Linked DNA regions of Homo sapiens: region 1 is linked to region 2. Evidence: chromatin contacts called from ENCODE Hi-C or POLR2A ChIA-PET data. All regions are on one chromosome and are shown on one strand. Each heading gives the region's core, a stretch centred on a gene start or an enhancer-like site at or near the end of the contact. The rest is flanking DNA. Distances are from core to core; before and after follow the strand shown.

Region 1 (5,904 bases), core at 179-2,678, 100 kb after region 2:
CCTCAAATTCCTGGGCTCAAGGGATCCTCCTGCCTCAGCCTCCCGAGTAGCTGGAACTACAGGTATGTGCCACCACACCTGGCTAATTTTTGTATTTTTTGTAGAGATACGGGTCTCACTATATTGTCCAGTGTGCTCTTGAACTCCTGGGCTCAAGCAATCCTCCCACCTCAGCCTCCCAAAGTGCTGGGATTACAGGCGTGAGCCATTGCATCCAGCCTAAATAAAATTGTTATTATTATTATCCATCCGGGCATGGTGGCTCACACCTGCAATCCCAGAACTTTGGGAGGCTGAGGCGGGTGGATAACCTGAGGTCAGGAGTTTGAGATCAGCCTGGCCACCATGGTGAAATCCTGTCTCTATTAAAAATACAAAAATTAGCCAGGCATGGTGGCGGGCACCTGTAATCCCAGCTACTTGGGAGGCTGAGGCAGGAGAATCGCTTGAACCTGGGAGGCGGAGGTTGCAGTGCGCCAAGATTGCACTACTGAACTCCAGCCTGGTGACAGAGCGAGACTCTGTCACCAAAAAAAAAAAAAAAAAAAAGACCAAGTGCGGTGGCTCACGCCTGTAATCCCAACACTTTGGGAGGCCAAAGTGGGTAGAGCACTTGAGGTCAGGAGTTCAAGACCAGCCTGGGCACCATGGCAAAACCCTGTTTCCACTAAAAATACAAAAATTAGCTGAGTGTGGTGGCGCATGCCTATAATCTCAGCTACCCAGGGGGCTGAGGCATGAGAATCGCTTGAACCCAGGAGGCAGAGGTTGCAGTGAGCCGAGATCTCGCCACTGAACTCCAGCCCGGGCGACAGAGCGAGACTCCGTCTCAAAAAATAAAAAAATAAAAACGATGGCACTGTGAACGGGTCTGTTGACTATTTCTTGGTCTCTTGGTTTATCTCCTCCCAGCTCAGGCTTGCTCCTCGCCACAGTGGGGCTCAAGGCAGTTGCACCTCGGCACAATTTTCTTTTTTTTTTTGGAGACGGAGTCTTGCTGTCTCCCAGGCTGGAGTGCAGTGGTGCGATCTCGGCTCACTGCAAGCTCCTCCTCCCGGGTTTATGCCATTCTCCTGCCTCAGCCTCCCGAGTAGCTGGGACTACAGGTGCCCACCACCATGCCCAGCTAATTTTTTGTATTTTTAGTAGAGACGGGGTTTTACCGTGTTAGCCAGGATGGTCTCGATCTCCTGACCTTGTGATCCACCCGCCTCGGCCTCCCAAAGTGCTGAGATTACAGGCGTGAGCCACCGCGCCCGGCCACCTCAGCACAATTTTCTTCGTGGTTTTAGCTTTTTCTGGAAAATCGACTTAATCCGCCTACCACAGCCACTCTGCTTCCTGTAAGGCCACTTTCCCTGGGTTCAGAGAGAGTCCTCGCTCCTCTAGCGCTGCCTCACTTTGTAGGATTGGCGCTGGCCACACTTCTTACAGAAAGGCTTTTGGGGCCGGGCACGGTGGCTCACGCCTGTAATCCCAGCACTTTGGGAGGCCGGATCACCTGAGGTTGGGAGTTTGAGCCCAGCCTGGCTAACACGGTGAAACCCCATCTCTACTAAAAATACAAACAATTAGCCGGGTGTGGTGGCGGGCACCTGTCGTCCCAGCTACTGGGGAGGCTGAGGCAGGAGAATGGCGTGAACCCGGCAGGCGGAGGTTGCAGTGAGCCAAGATTGCACCACTGCACTCCAGCCTGGGTGACAAAGCGAGACTCCATCTCAAAAAAAAAAAATAAAAAAGGCTCTTGGGGCCGGGCGCAGTGGCTCACGCCTGTAATCTCAGCACTTTGGGAGGCCGAGGCAGGCGGATCACCTGAGGTCGGGAGTTCGAGACCAGCCTGGCCAACATGGAGAAACCCCGTCTCTGCTAAACACACACACGCGCGTGCACACACACACACACACACACACACACAGAAAAAGTTAGCTGGGCGTGATGGCCTGTGCCTGTAATCCCAGTCACTCAGAAAGCTGAGCAGGTGAATCGCTTGAATCCGGGAGGTGGAGGTCGTAGTGAGCTGAGATCGTGCCACTGCACTCCAGCCTGGGCAACAGAGGGAGACGTCGTCTCAAAAAGCACCTGTGTTTTCGGAACATTCACCATGTTTGCAGGAGCACTATTGGCACGGAAAAAAAAATGTTTTGTTTTGTTTTGTTTTTTCTTTTTGTTTTTGCCAGAGTCTTGCTCTTGTTGTCTAGGCTGGAGTGCAGTGGTACAATCTCAGCTCACTGCAACCTCCGCCTCCCAGGTTCAAGCGATTCTCCTGCCTCAGCCTCCTGAGTAACTGGGATTATAGGCGCCCGACACCACGCCCGGCTAATTTTTTGACTCTTAGTAGAGACAGGGTTTCACCATGTTAGCCAAGCTGGTCTCGAACTCCTGACCTCAGATATCTCCCCGCCTCGGCCTCCCAAAGTGCTGGGATTACAGGCATGAGCCACCACGCACAGCCAAAAATGTATGTTTCTAAAGAACAGCTTTGGGGTTTCAAAGAAATTGTGAAGGTCACAGGGTTTCCGCACAGTCCACACCCCACACCTGGTTTCTCTGACAATCTGTGTGGTGCAGTAGCATGTGCTGCTGTCTTTTTAAAGGATCCCCGAATCACTGCTGCAATGTAGAGGTGATTTTGCCATGAAGGATTCAGTTTGCTCCCACCCCTGACCCGGTGGGACACGTGGGCAGACCCCGGCCCGGGCACCTGTGCGCCAGAGCTGGTGGTTCCCTTCACAGAGGGGCAGACTGGGCTCTGGAGGCTGGGGGTGGCCTCGGTCACCGCCTGTGAAAGGCTCCCAGTTCCTCCAGCTCCAGAATTTTCCTGCCACTCTACAAGAAGAGACTGGAAGAGGGCGGGACTGGCAGAGAGGAAACCACAAAAACAGGATTGAGAGCAGCAGCTCAGAAGACAAGCTGTTCCTGGCAGGCGGCCGGGGGCAGGCAGCGGTCAGCGGGGGGGCCTGGCAGGGCTGGGCGGGGCTCGGTGCCACCCGGGAGGGAAGTGACTTGGCCTATGGCACCTCCCACACTTCCTACACACAAGCCAGGCTGGGCAAGGGACAAGGGCAACAGGCCAGGGAGCCCTGAGGATGGCCGGGTGGGGGCCGTCTGTGTGCCTTCATTCATTCATTCATTCAATCTGTTATGTGCGAGTTCACAAACTAGGACAAAGGAGGAGACAGCTGAGCTCAGCCCACCTTCAAGGGTGGCAGATGAGTAACCCAGGGCGAGGAACATTCACGGATGGTCATGCGGCTGCAACACGGCCCGAGCTCCTAGGGAGCACCTCCAGAAGTGATCCCAGATCCGGGGGCTGAAGGGTGCAGAGGAGAAACCAGGTGCAGAGGATGTTGGGGAGGCCCCGCTGGAAGGGGGAGCAGGTGCATAGGCCCGGCATCCAGAAGGAGCTGGGGCTGGAGAAACTGAGAGGAGGGCAGAGTTTGAGGGGGAGGCTTGCAGGCTGGGTACTCTGAGCCTTGAACTCCTGGGCTCATGCAATCCTCCCACCTCAGCCTTCCAAAGTATTGAGATTACAGGTGTGGGCCACTGTACCCAGACTAAATAAAATAATAATAATTATTATTATTATCATTATTATTATTATTATTATTATTAGAACCTAAACTAGGTGCCAGGGCAGCCAAGAGCACTTTGTTTTTGTGCTGTGGGCAATGGGGAGCCATGGGAGGTGTTAGAGTAGGGGTGGGCTGTGATTGGTTTTAAGTCACTAGGAGAAAAGAGGCAGAGGCAGGAATGGGGGCTAGAAGGTCAGCAAGGAGTCTGGGGCCTTGGCCTGGGGTAGCAGTAAGGGGGAGGACAAAAGTGGGGGTGATTTTGAGAGGAGACTTGGGAGTTGAGATTCAAAGGGTGTGATGGGGGGAAAGGAGGAGAAGACAGGGAAGACCAAAGCCAGAGAGAAGAGAGACCCTAGGGATGGGGCTGAGGAGAGAGAGCCGTCCCCAGCTCGGATGAGGCTCAGACAGGTTGGCCGCAGCACCCAGAGAAAACCTGGGAGCTGGGACCCTCTGGGTTTCTGGGGGCTGCCACTGTCCAGGGTAGAGGCCTGGCCAGGCCCCACCCTGTGGTCATCTGGCCCAGCCCTCTGTTTTCCAGATGGGGAAACTGAGGCCCAGGTTGGCAGTCATCTTGCCAGCCCCATAGCCCCTTTTCCAGGGGACAGCTCGGAACCTCGATTTCCAGTCTGTGCCTTGAGGCTGTGGGGGAAGCTAACGGAGGACCCTGAGCCCCTCCCTCCCACTGCAGCTGCAGAACAGGGCTAGAAGGACTTCATGGGTCATGGGGTTCAGTCGGGACTGTGGGGTAGCCACGAAGTGCCCTGCAGGGGGTGACAGACCCCCGGTGCCCGGCCCACCCTTCACCTCCCCCAGCAGTTAGCCCTGCAGGGCTGGGCCCGTCCTGGCCATGGCCGTGGTCTCTGCTCCACCTGGGTCTCCCCGGACCCTTCCTCCTCTAGGCCCAGCTGGAATCCACCACCCCCGGGGCCATTCACATGAAAAGTCCAGAACAGGCAAATCCCCAGAGACAGAGAGTGCACTAGTGACCACCGGGGGCTGGGGAGGTGGGGAAAGGCAGTGACTGCCGGTGGGGCGGGCTTGCTGTTCCGGGTGATGAGAATGTTGCAGAATTGGATTAGAGGCGAAGGCTGCACAACTTTGCGTGTGCTAAAACCATTGAATTTTAGACGCAGTGGGTGAACAGCGGTGCTGAGGTTTTTTTGTTTTGTTTTGTTTTGTTTTTTAGAAAGAGTCTCGCTGTGTTGCCCAGGCTGGAGTACGGTGGTGCAATCTCGGCTCACTGCAACCTCAGCCTCCTGGGCTCAAGCGATCCTCCTGCCTCAGCCTCCCTAGCAGCTGGGATTACAGGCAACTGCCACCACGCCCGGCTAATTTTGTATTTTTAGTGGAGATGGGGTTTCACCATGTTGGCCAGGCTGGTCTCAAACTCCTGACCTCAGGTGATCCTCCCGCCTCGGCCTCGCAAAGGGCTGGGATTACGTGAGTGAGCCACCGCACCCGGCCAGGTGCTGAGTTTTATCACAGTAAAGCTGTTATCTGAAAAAATAAAATGCTGCCTGGGTTCCCTGTTGCCTTTGGGGTGCCGCCCCCTCCCCGGCCGTGGTCGGGTGTGTCCCCACACGGTGCTTACTCTCGCGCTCCAGCCTGTCGGTGTGCAGGTACCATAAGCTTCCTTCACCTCCTCACGCCTTCTCCCATGCAGGCTCCTGGGGCAGGGCAGGGAACCCTTCCGTCCCGAGCGCCATCTCTCTTGCCTCCAGCCCCCTCCAGGCCCAAACCCCGCCCCTCCAGACCGCAAGCCCCGCCTTTCCAGGCCCAAACCTGGCCCCAGACACAAGCCTCACCCCCACCTCCAGTTCATAAGCCCCGCTCCCTCCAGGCAAAAGCTCCGCCCCCCAGGCCATAAGTCTCTGCCTTCCAGGCCTCAAACCTCACCCAATACACAAGCCCCGCCCCGTCTGGGAACCTCCCCCAAGCCTCGCCCCTCCAGGCCCCAAACTTCGCCCCAGACGAGGCCCTAACCCTTCAGATTCCAAGCTCCGCCCACCAAGTCCAAGGCTCCGCCCCATATAATAAGCCCCACCCCCAGACGCCAAGCCTCGCCCCCTCCAGGCCTCAAGTCCCGCCCCCTCAGGCGACGTCATCGGTTTCTTTCTTGCTGGGTTTTGTCCCTGCACTGCGCTACCAGCCTGTAGCTCACCTGGCTGCCCTTGGCTCCCGCTTGATGAATCCGGAAACTGAGGCACACAGTAGCCTGGATACAGCTGGGATTTCAGCCCAGGCTGGCCTCCTTAACCACTAGGCTTCGCTGTCCTCCTTCCGCTCCCGCCTCCAGGAAGCCCTTCCTGGTCTACACCCAACTCCAGGATCT
Region 2 (5,509 bases), core at 2,554-5,053:
GATGTGAGCCAGTCCCCTCGCTGGTACGGAATGCCGCTGGGTGCCCGGAGGCGGCCATGGTGTCTCGATGGACGGCAGCCAGGATGGAGCACCCATGGGTCTCACGGCCATGCTTCAGGGTCTTCAGGTCCTGCCCCCGGCCAGTCTGCCAAGAGGCACCCCCTTCCCCAGCCTCTCGCCTGCACTGATGCAGACAAAATCTCACCTGGCAGGCCCAACCCCCCCCCACCCCTCCCCCGCCGTGTGTGGCCCCTCGCCGCATCGTTGGGGTTTTGTTATGTGAAAATATCCTGGAAATAAATACATGTTTCTGCACTTAGAGCCAGGGACCTGCCGCGTTTGTGCTGTGAGCATGTGTGGTTCCCCCAGGCCGTCTTCTCCCTTGGGAGACCCCTCAGCATATGGCCTCTGGCAGGATGCCCCCCTGCAGCGCCTCCTCCCACCCAGGCCCCGGGTGCCCTGTAGCCAGGTGTGCCCAGGGCTGACCCTGCCATCCTGGCCAACGTGGTGAAACCCGGCCTCTACTAAAAATACAAAAATTAGCCGGGCGCGGTGGCGGGTGCCTGTAGTTCTAGCTACTCAGGAGGCTGAGGCAGGAGAATTGCTTGAACCCGGGAGGCGGAGGTTGCCGTGAACCCAGATCGCGCCACTGCACTCCCCACCGGCTCAAAAAAAAAGGAAACTTGCACAGATGGAAAGCCAGTGTCACTGGCCCTACGTAAAAAGCAAACATCGGCCAGACGCAGTGGCTCACGCCTGTAATCCCAGCACGTTGGGAGGCCGAGGTGGGCGGATCATCTGAGGTCAGGGGTTCAAGACCAGTCTGGCCAACATAGTGAAACTCTGTCTCTACTGAAAACACAAAAAATTAGCTGGGCGTGGTGGCACACGCCTGTAATCCCAGCTACTCGGGAGGCTGAGGCAGGAGAATCGCTTGAACCTGGGAGGCAGAGGTTGCACTAAGCCAAGATTGCACCATTGCACTCCAGCCTGGGTGACAGAGTGAGACTCTGGAGAGAAAAAAAGGGGGGTTGTGGGGTGTGGTGGCTCACACCTGTAATACCAGCACTTTGGGAGGCCGAGGCAGGCAGATCACCCAAGGTCAGGAGTTCAAAACCAGCCTGGCCCACATGGTGAAACCCTGTCTCTACTAGAAATACAAAAATTAGCCAGGTGTGGTGGCAGGTGCCTGTAATCCCAGCTACTTGGGAGGCTGAGGCAGAAGAATCAGTTGAACCTGGGAGGCAGAGGTTGCTGTGAGCCAAGATAACGCCACTGCACTGCCACCTGGGTGACAGAGCAAGATTCTGTCTCAAAAAACAAACCCAGCCGGGCGCGGTGGCTCACGCCTGTAATCCCAGCACTTTGGGAGGCCGAGGCGGGCGGATCACGAGGTCAGGAGATCGAGACCATGCTGGCTAACACGGTGAAACCCCATCTCCACTAAAAATACAAAAAATTCTCCGGGCATGCTGGCGGGCGCCTGTATTCCCAGCTACTCGGGAGGCTGAGGCAGGAGAATGGCATCAACCTGGGCGGGGAGCTTGCAGTGAGCGGAGATCGCTCCATTGCACTCCAGTGTGGGCGACAGAGCGAGACTCTGTCTCAAAAAAAAAAAAAAAAACCAAAAAACAACAAAAGAATAAACTTACTACATGTTAATATTTTTTTTCAAATACTTTGTTTTTTGAGACCGAGTCTCACTCCGTCGCCCACACTGGAGTGCAATGGCGCGATCTCCGCTCACTGCAAGCTCCGCCTCCCGGGTTCACGCCATTCCCCTGCCTCAGCCTCCCGAGTAGCTGGGACTACAGGCGCCCGCCACCACGCCCGGCTAATTTTTTGTATTTTTAATAGAGACGGGGTTTCACTGTGTTAGCCAGGATGGTCTCGATCTCCTGACCTCGTGACCCACCCGCCTCGGCCTCCCAAAGTGCTGGGATTACAGGTGTGAGCCACGGTGCCCGGCCTCAAATACATTTTTTAAACAGGAGGATGGGTGGCATACTTTTTTAAATGTGTGCAAAACTCTTGAACATCTGGCTTCATAGAGGACAAGAGGGATGGCTCAGCAGCTCTGTCGCAAAAGGGTGTTTTACCACAACAAAGATTGAGGGCAAATGGTCTATCTAGGATGTGAGCCCAGGAAGTACCGAAGGGGTGTGGGGATGGGGAGTGGCCCATAGGGAGGCATGAACAGGGAGGTTACAGCTCCAGGCTGCTGGAGCTCAGTCCCTCTGAGGATCTGGCTCAGGTTGTCGTCCGGAGGTGAGGGAGCTGGGGTATTTATCCTCCAACTCCCCTGCAAATGGTATGGGGGCTGGGGAGGCTTAGCTCCGCCCTCAGGTAGAGAGTCATAGATGCTGGTCTGTGTGTGTTGTGCTTGTGTTGCGTGTGTATCGTATGTGTGTGTGTGTATGTGCATCTGTGTGTCTATGAGTGTCTGTGCTTTATTACAGATTGAATTAGGTCCTCCCCAATACCCATATGTTCACACCCTAAGCCCCAGGACCTCAGAATGTGACTTTGCTTGGAAATAAGGTCATTGAGGATGAAATTATATAGTTAAGATGACTTCATTCTGGAGTAGGGTGGGCACTGATCCAGTGTGACTGGTGTCCTTTACATAAAACAGGAAATTTGAGCTGGGCCCAGTGGCTCTCACCTGTAATCCCAGCAATTTGGGAGGCAGAGGCAGGAGGATTGCTTGAGCCCAGGAGTTCAAGACCAGCCTTGGCAACATAGTGAGACCCTATATCTACAAAAAAAATTAAAATTAGCCAGGTATGGTGGCATGCGCCTGTAGTCCCAGCTACTCAGGAGGCCGAGGTGGGAGGATTGCTTGAGACCAAGAGTTTGAAACCAGTCTGGGCAACATAGCAAGATCTCATTTCCACAAAAAATACAAAAAGTGTCAGGGCATGGTGGCACATGCGTGCATTCCCAGCTACTCAGGAGGCTGAGGTGGGAGGATTGCTTGAGTCCAGGAGATTGAGGCTGCAGTGAGCTGTTAACGGCGCCACTGCACTCCAGCCTGGGTGCCAGAGAGAGACCCTATCTCAAAAAAAAAAAAAAAAAAAAAAAGCCAGGTGCAGTGGCTCACGTCTGTAATCCCGGCACTTTGGCACACCGAGGCGGGTGGATTATCTGAGGTCAGGAGTTCAAGACCAGCCTGGCCAACATGGTGAAACTCCGTCTCTACTAAAAATACAAAAAATTAGCCAGGCGTGGTGATGCACACCTGTAATCCCAGCTACTTGGGAGGCTGAGGTGGGAGAATCGCTTGAACCGGGAGGTGTAGGTTGCAGTGAGCCAAGATCACACCACTGCACTTCAGCCTGGGTGACAGAGCAAGACAAAAAAAAAAGGGAAATTTGGGACACAGACACACACAGGACGAACACCATGGTGAAGCTTTCGCAAGCCAAGAACGCCGGTCACCGCCAAGAGAGGCCTGGGACAGAGTCCACTCGGGCTCAGAAGGATCCAGCGTCGCTCACACCTTCGTCTGGGACTCGCAGCCCCAGAACCGAGAGAGAATAAACAGGTGTTTGCGCCGCCGGGTCTGCGGTACCTGTCAAGGCAGCCCTAGCAAACCGATGCGTGTTTGCATGTGTGAATGCGTGTGTGCGTTTACATGTTCAGGAGTGACAGGTGCTGCAGGGTACTGACGGGGACCGCAGCCTCTGCTGTGCGTCCTAAATATCACGCCCCTCTTTCTGCAAACTGTCGCCCCAGTCACTGCCCCGTCTTCCCTTCGGAGGTCGACCCCGCCGCCCTCCGCTCGGCCGCCAGAGGGCGACCTCGGACTCCAGTCGGACGGGCTCTGCCCTGGCTCCCGGGCTTCAGGTTCTAATAGAAACTCTCGCAGGGGTGGGTCACGCCTGTAATCTCAGCCCTTTGGGAGGCTGAGGCAGGAGAATCTGCCGGGAGGCAGAGGTTGCAGTGAGCTGAGAGCGCACCATTGCACTCCAGCCTGGGCGACAAGAGTGAAACTCCTTCTCAAAAAAAAAAAAAAAAAAAGAAAAGAAAAGAAAAAAAATGGGGAGTGTCCGCCTCTGGACAAGGTGCAGCCGGCATGATGTGGCTCCTGAGTGGCCACGTCCCCTTCAGGGTCACAGGGGCGATCCAGGGAATGAGGAAAGGAAGACGGAACTGCAGGCATGGCGGGGGACCTGGCGGGCAGCTGGGGGCATCGTGTGCCCCCCCCCATGGCTACTGCCCCTGGTGGTGAGTCCCCGGGGTGGGCATCACTAAAAGAGTGACTGTGATGGCTTCATTGGGCTGGGCCCTCCAGGCTCCCCCTCCACCCCTGCCACTGAGCTCCACGCCCGGACCCAGGCCTGGGGGCACTGCAGGGACGGATCCTCAACCCTCTGGCTTCAGCTTCCATCCCAGCGGGGTCCAGCTGGGGACTTGCACCAGGGGGCAGGGGGCTGGGAGAGTGAGGGAGGAAGAGTGAGGGAGGGGAAGTGAGGCCGATTGTCGGTCCCTGGCCTCCTCCCTCTAGAGGACAGCCTGTCCATGGGGGTCCCTCTCTGCAGCCCATCCCCCACCTGTAAGGCGCCCACTGTTGCCAACCCCAGGGGCTGTGTCATTCCGCGTTGCTGCCCCTCACCCTGCCTACGCCTCCACAAACCCCACTGCTAAATCCTTCTTCCACATGAGGGAGCCATCGCCTTCCAACAGCAATTTAGGAGGGTGAATGTGATGTTTGGGATGTCTCACGATTTCCCAGCATGAACGCACAATCTCAAGCTGTGTGTGTGTGTGTGTGTGTGTGTGTGTGTGTGAGAGAGAGAGAGAGAGAGACAGACAGAGAGACTCACTCTGTCGCCCACACTGGAGTGCAGTGGCACAATCTCGGCTCACTGCAACCTCCACCTCCCAGGTTCAAGCGATCCTCTTGCCTCAGCCTCCCAAGTAGCTGGGATTACAGGTGCACGCCACCAACCACACCCAGCTAATTTTTATATTTTTAGTAGAAACTAGTTTTTGCCATGTTGGCCAGGTTGGTATCGAACTCCTGGCTTCAAGTGATCCACCCGCCTCAGCCTCCCAAAGTGCTGGGACTACAGGCGTGAGCCACCCAGTTGAGTCATTTTTTTCTTTTCTTTTTTTTTTTTTGAGACGGAGTTTTGTTCTTGTTGCCCAGGCTGGAGTGCAGTGGCGTGATCTCGGCTCACTACAACCACCACCTCCTGGGTTCAAGCAATTCTCCTGCCTCAGCCTCCAGAGTAGCTGGGACTACAGGCATGTGCCACCATGCCCAGCTAACTTTTGTATTTTTAGCAGAGACAGGGTTTCTGTTTCTCCTTGCTGGTCAGGCTGGTCTCAAACTCCCAACCTCAGGTGATTCACCCGCCTCAGCCTCCCAAAGTGCTGGGATTACAGGCATGAGCCACCATGCCTGGCCCCCCAGTTGAGTCATTTCCAGTCTTCTGAGCCCCAGAAACTTGATAAGATGTCTGTTGTTTTATTTATTAATTTTATTTTTGTTTTATTTATT

Evidence for each region. A loop is a pair of places that touch in the nucleus more often than their neighbours do. ChIA-PET counts read pairs that join two places held with the same protein, here RNA polymerase II (POLR2A). Pooled maps may share reads with other maps.
Region 1: a loop to region 2 is called in a pooled map, with 2.1 times the contacts of the local background. The contact joins two enhancer-like sites. A Hi-C loop is called at or near these places in 1 of 37 single-sample maps with no recorded cell type and 5 of 50 pooled maps. POLR2A ChIA-PET finds 5 or more read pairs at or near these places in 11 of 52 experiments (CD4-positive, alpha-beta memory T cell, GM10248, GM12878 and 7 more).

Annotation. Positions count from the first base shown.
Region 1 is chr19:2,029,588-2,035,491 of GRCh38, forward strand. LOC107985278 (a long non-coding RNA gene) reads right to left here and starts at 5,294. Exons shown (of 4, transcript XR_001753845.2): 1 at 5,164-5,294. Within about 2 kb of position 1,429, at least 3 of the 41 ENCODE cell types and tissues checked have a DNase peak (open chromatin) inside an H3K27ac peak, as active enhancers do.
Region 2 is chr19:1,925,693-1,931,201 of GRCh38, forward strand. It overlaps SCAMP4 (secretory carrier membrane protein 4), which reads left to right. Exons shown (of 7, transcript NM_079834.4): 7 at 1-321. Among named protein-coding and RNA genes, the nearest start is that of CSNK1G2, 13 kb to the right of the region's middle. RefSeq lists enhancers at 3,069-3,951, 4,050-4,139 and a silencer at 3,658-3,952. Within about 2 kb of position 3,804, at least 2 of the 41 ENCODE cell types and tissues checked have a DNase peak (open chromatin) inside an H3K27ac peak, as active enhancers do.